Linked DNA regions of Homo sapiens: region 2 is linked to region 1. The links are chromatin loops, found by intact Hi-C in ENCODE. Cell type or tissue: Caco-2. All regions are shown on one strand. Links, peaks and the distances in the headings refer to the core of each region. The heading gives the core; the rest is flanking DNA. Region 1 overlaps TENM3 (teneurin transmembrane protein 3). Region 2 has its middle 7.8 kb from the start of DCTD.

Region 1 (2,929 bases), core at 260-2,759:
TTAGTAGTGACCTTGGCTGCTGTGTATATTGGTACAGTGTGCTAGAGGCAGCACTTTTCACTGTCCATTTTCTTCAAAATCTACGATTTGATCAAAACCTTCAAGCACTTTACAGTCTAGAACCTTTGAAATGACTAGAGAGTTGTATAGGGATTGTTACCTTGGGTAGAAAGAGCCTTGTATGAGCATCCTGGGTGACTGTTTTCTGAGTTTTACCCGGAAGGAAGTGTGAAGACACTGTCTTCCGTCTTTTGCCGTCATCAGCGTTCCACCTTCATTGAGACCCTGCAAGACCCTGGCAGCCTTGGCTTCCAGGCATGGTTTACACCATGTGAAAGCAAACAAGTAAACACAAATATCAAGCCTAAATTTATTTTTTATGGTCACAGAGTTCCTAAAGGTTAAAAACTTTCAGAATGGGTCTGCATAGGGCCCTCCCACCGGCCTCCTGAATCCCTCCTCCAGTGACTTTCCTGTCAGGTTTATAATGTCTTTTCGTTCTTTATTTCTTGATTGCATTCTATGATTTTCCCCTAAGACAAGCTGTATGATTAAATTACCCAAGTTTCCAGGATTATACTTTTCTTTACATAGCACAAGCTGTTTAATACATTTTGTATCTGAGATGCAACAAATCACATCTGAGATACACAGATAAACAGCAGTTCATCTACTTTATTTTTTAATACTTATTTTTAATAATCAAATAAAATCATACTTTATGTCTTTAAATCATATTTTTAATTACAGAAAGTGAATATTGAAAAACAAAGTAAAAAATAATGAATAAAATTATGCAGATGCTCTGGAAAATACCTGGAGAGAACCTGTGACTAATTTGGTACAAAGCAGAACAAATGTTAATTTAGTTATAGATTATATATACTTTTATATCATACCAATTGTCAATTTTACACATAGTGAGAACTGTTTCAACTGTAAAATGTCTTTCAGGAACAAATCTGAATATTAATTTAGCTTACTTGTTTCTGTGGAACTTAAACACTTTTGCACTTTTCTTTAGAATTTTGAATTTTAAAAAATTAAAAATAACTTTTGTAATTGAGGTAATAATCCTCATTTGTAGTGTTGAAAATATTATTTTCATACTACTCTCATTCTTTAAAAATAAACACTAAAAATAACCAGTCCAGTAAAATTAAAGAATTAGTCAAATTTTTTCTAATGTCATGTGAAAATTTATTGACTATTTTATTTTTTGAAATATTAGTGCCATTGTAGTGCCAGTTAAAATATTTAATGGTTGATGTACGGTACTTTGCTAATATTCATTCTGCTTATGTCATTCTTATAATATTTTTAGGAAAAAAATTTGAGTTTCATATGTAGAGTTTTTTTTTTAATAATTAATCTCCTGTAAAGAAGTGTGCCATATGGTGTAAAATTTTGCTGTACTATTTTTCAAGATTTTTTTGTAGCCCTCACCGTGAGTCTTCCCAATCACAGGCTTTCATCCTTATACAGTGACTTGACTCTTTGCCACTAGAGGGCAGTAAAAAAATTTATATGTTAATAAATATACCATTGTAGCATTTTTTTAGGCTTTTGTACTATTGTTCTAGAATATCAACCCTGGAAAGTTTATCTAGATGTCTGCTCTTCAACCAGAAAGGAAATACACAAACCTGGGTAAATTTATCTTCAAATCTTTATGGATTATACTTAAATTTTGTGTTGGTTATATTAAAACTAGTTATGATATTATAGATAAAATATTATTTAATCATGCAGAGTTTCTAGAAATGTATGGTTTTAAAGTACTCCTTTTGTTTTATTAGGGTGGGGATTATTTTAGGAATGGAAGACTTTTATGATTGATGGTTGTTGGCTAAATTTTATTGGATAGATTCTTATTTGGTACATTTTATTTACTAGTATATTTTACTTGAAGGAATGTTTGTCTTTTAAAATGTTTTTCAATTTTTTGAAAATTGTAGTTGGAAACTAAAAGATTCAGTACGTAAAATACTTTGGACCCAATACTTGTCATAATTTTCCTTAACAATATAGTTAAGTGTTCAGTTTAGTTTCCTGTTAGACACAAAATACAGTCTTTTAGCTTGGCAAGTTAAAAGTCTGTAATTTTCAGAAGTGGGTAGAATTACTGAGGGATAGAAATGTTAAAATTTTCTAATGATACTATACATGTTTATAATTTATTTAGTTCTGTGATGAAATACCAAAGACCACTTTTATGGATTAGTCAGGCTACGTTTTTATATTAACTTACCTTTTTATTTATTTTATTTTAATATAAATAAATTCATGAATTTGACGATTATAAATATATTTATTATAGTCAGCCCATCATCCCCAGAACACTGCAGCCTAAACTCAGGCTTATGAGTACTTAATTACTAAATTGGAAAGTGTAGCATCTTGTTAAAACAGCAAGGCTTATGATATCGAATGTGTAATTTTGAAGAAATGAGGAATGCCATTTGTTTTTATTAAGCTGGGATTTGAGTGTTTGAAGAAAGCATTGAGGGAGGCATTTCTTTAGAAACTGAAGTAATAATCCTCATTTGTAGTGTTGAAAATACTATTTTTACAGTACTCTGACTCTTTATAAATAACCATAGGATCTACTGATAAATTGTTTTTTGTCATTTTCCATTCTATGGAGAATTCTACGTAACTTCAAAATTAGAAGTAAATATTTTTGATCTCTTAATGGAGTATAATTTTCTTGTGAGGGAAAACCCAATATATATTGATTTAGGATTTCTGAGATATAAGAACCTTTTTTATGATATTGATATTCTGTAAAAACAAATAAACGGATGGAATTATAAAGTCTTTTTCCCTGAAGTGTTGCCTGCACGTTTAGAAAATAAATGTATTTAGAAAAGACAAAAGTAAAGAATAGTTATTTTTTTTCACATAATCTATTAATATATTGTATTCT
Region 2 (2,929 bases), core at 293-2,792, 450 kb after region 1:
ATTTCAGTCAAAGAAACATGCATACATGCACATGTAGATAATCTTTCTGCTTTGTACTATTCGACCCGTGTTGAAATCCCAGGGATAACATTGCCTTTCAGATAAAGTTTGACCATCATATTACCCACACACAAAAAAGCATCACATGAAATAAAGAAACAGGAGCATGTGGTACACCCTCCAGGACTGGAGAAGAAGGTGGCTTGGTCTGGGTTAGAGACTGATAGCTAAAAACTAAGTCTGGCTGCTGAAAACTAGCCATATCTACTCAATAATGCACATGTCCCCATGGAAACTCCTTATCTTGCCTTCCACTCCGTTAAGTTTTCATATTCATGGCTCCCTGTGAAACCTAGAGAAGTATATTTCTTGAAAGTCTTGGTTAGTAGCCTGTTCACTTCCTTGCTATTCTCATGGCAAAGTACCAACGACGTGTGTCGGCAAAGAGCGAGATAGTGAGTTTACATTTTAGAGTGTAATTTCCTTATGAAGCCATCCGTTTTGTTTGTAACAGTCTGACCGTTCTAACCAGCTTCTAGGAGCCAGGCGCCAGGACAGAGGAAAAGAACTTCATTTTATTAAAATGGTGGCAAATTCGATTAGCGATTTCAGTGGCACATTAAGCAGGTTATTATTAGACAGAACTGACATTTCACATGCAGGCATATTCTTTACTTGAAAGTCAAGTGTCATTCAAAAGAGGGAGAAATTATTTAGGATTTTTGAAAACCTCAAAGAAATCCCCTGAAAACCTCTCCTTATAAATGCCTCCACCTGTTGAGGAGTCAGGGCTAGAACTGATGACTTTGATTTCTCCTTGATGCAAACAATGATACCAGAATGGAATGGCTCTGGGGAGTGCTCATAAGCAGTGGTCAGGAAAGTGGATTCTCCTTCTACATCCGTAGCTGGACCCCAGTGCTGACGGGCCTCGCCGAAGGGCGGTGTGATTCATTCACAGGGCACACCACAGAGAACTGCCCCTTCCTCCATCCAAACAGAATCATCCTCCTGCTGTATATACAGATATTGCAGCAGTCACTGAGATACTTGAAGAGTTTTTCACTGCGTCTGCCTTTGGAGGTACACATTTGGCTCGGCAGAAGCTAAACATTTTTAAGAGCACAGTAAGAAATAGGCCAGAAAACATGAAAGCTTTATAGCTTTTTAGAAAACTTGATGGTCTTGCTGGTACAGCTCCCTATGATATGGTTCAGTTGTAATAGCAATGGAAAGTGTATCAGTGCAAGCTGCTGATGAAACATCAGAAAATGTAGCCAAGGGTCTTTTAAACACATTCAAGAACTGTTCTTTTGAACTGTGCCTCTTAGCCTTGGAAAACCTCTTCAAGATTTTAAACAGGGCCCCTGGATGAACTATAGAGTGAGAACCTGAAATTATCTTGTGCACTGGAATCAATATCAAGCAATATTTTCTCTTTGAGAGAAATTCAATCTGACAGAAGGGAGTAGGAGCAATAAGGAAACTGGGACCCTGGCTGAAATGCTTGCCTGAGAAACACGCGGCAAAGCAGTACAAATTAGGTGATGTCACTAAAGTCAGAAAACCATAGTGACAGAATAAAATGTTATCTGAGCTTCAGAATACTTCATTATCACTACCACAGGTCACTAAGCTTCACAAAATGCATCCATCAGCCTTGATAGCCATTTGGAGGCCGCCGCTGGTAGCTAGATGGCGCAGCAGCGGAACACAGCCCCTCCACCTCAGGAGACCAGGGTGCAGCAGAGGCCTGGGCGCACAGAGCAAAGTTTGTTAGTCTCAAAGTGCTCTCTAGTGGCCATATGAACATAAAATTATCTGAAGCAGGGAGTCACTTGGGGAGAGGATTTAGAATTAAAGGGCTGTTGCCGAGCCTGTAATCCCAGCTATTCCAGAGGCCGAAGAGAGAGGATTGCTTGAGCCCAGGAGTTCGAGACCAGCCTGGGCAACACAGCGAGACCCTACCTCTAAAAAGTTCAATTTTTTTTTTAAAGATTAATTTTGGAAAGCAAGGTAGAGTCGCTTTCCACTGCAATCTACATCTCCTGGATCTGGGGGAACAGTTTATGAGCAACTTGCCTTTCCCAACTATTGTGCTGCTACCCATAAAACACTTATAAATTATTAAACTCAGCTGTGTGATTTCTAGACTGGATATTAGAGGTTTCTCAAATTCATGGGGAAGCATTTAGGTTTAAATTCATCCTTGCAGATTTCTAGGAGTTTCATTCATGAAGGGTATTTCTGAGTAGACGGTGAGGTACATTTATCCTGTCCATCTGTGTGACATGCAGAAGCTCTGTGCTGTGATCCAAAGCCACCTTGGCTGTAAATGTAACTGTTTAGGGAATGTGATAAGAGCCAGCTGCTAAGCTTGGTGGGAGGAAATCATTTCTGAAGCACCCACATATTCCAGGTACAGTCTCTTATTTTATCACTAGTATTCATTCAATCCTCACAAAAACCTTCTGGTGTAGGAATCATTATCTCTCTTTTTTTTCTTTTGGCCCCCAGATAAGGCAGGGGTTTACAAACTTTACATGTAAAGGACCAGAGAGTAACGATTTTAGGCTTCGAGGGTCACACGGTCTCTGCGTCTCTGCAGTGTGTGTGCATCTACTCAATTCTGCTGTTGTAAAGAGCTGTCAAGGACATCAACAAATGAGAGTGGCTATAGCCAACCAAACTTTATTTATGGACTCTGAAATGTGAATTTCGTCTAATTTTCACATGCCTCAAAATATTGTTCTTTTCTTGGTTTCATTTCAACCATTTAACAATGTAAAAACCATCCTTCCCTCAAGGGCCATGCAAACATGGGCAGGGAGGCCGTGCAAACACAGTGGCCTGTGCCAGCCAAGGCAACAGTTAGTTGTCAAGTTTGCCGAGTCCTGTGATGAGGAACCAGAATCCCAGTTTGCAAGTC

The links. A loop is a pair of places that touch in the nucleus more often than their neighbours do. Peaks named below come from ENCODE experiments on the same cell type or tissue, not always from the same donor. Only the 100,000 strongest peaks of a DNase experiment are listed, where the experiment ranks them.
Region 2: it touches region 1 in a loop (4-fold over the local background); 32 of 110 quality-filtered maps call a loop at or near these places.

What each region holds. Positions count from the first base shown.
Region 1 is chr4:182,477,099-182,480,027 of GRCh38, forward strand. The region is part of intron 3 of TENM3 (teneurin transmembrane protein 3); the gene reads left to right. Among named protein-coding and RNA genes, the nearest start is that of TENM3, 240 kb to the left of the region's middle. In Caco-2, for the core only: a CTCF peak has its summit at 1,509 (motif pointing right); no DNase peak of the experiment used is centred there.
Region 2 is chr4:182,923,725-182,926,653 of GRCh38, forward strand. No RefSeq gene overlaps it. Among named protein-coding and RNA genes, the nearest start is that of DCTD, 7.8 kb to the left of the region's middle. RefSeq lists a silencer at 1,639-1,841. In Caco-2, for the core only: CTCF peaks have their summits at 1,738 and 1,938; a DNase peak (open chromatin) is centred at 1,737.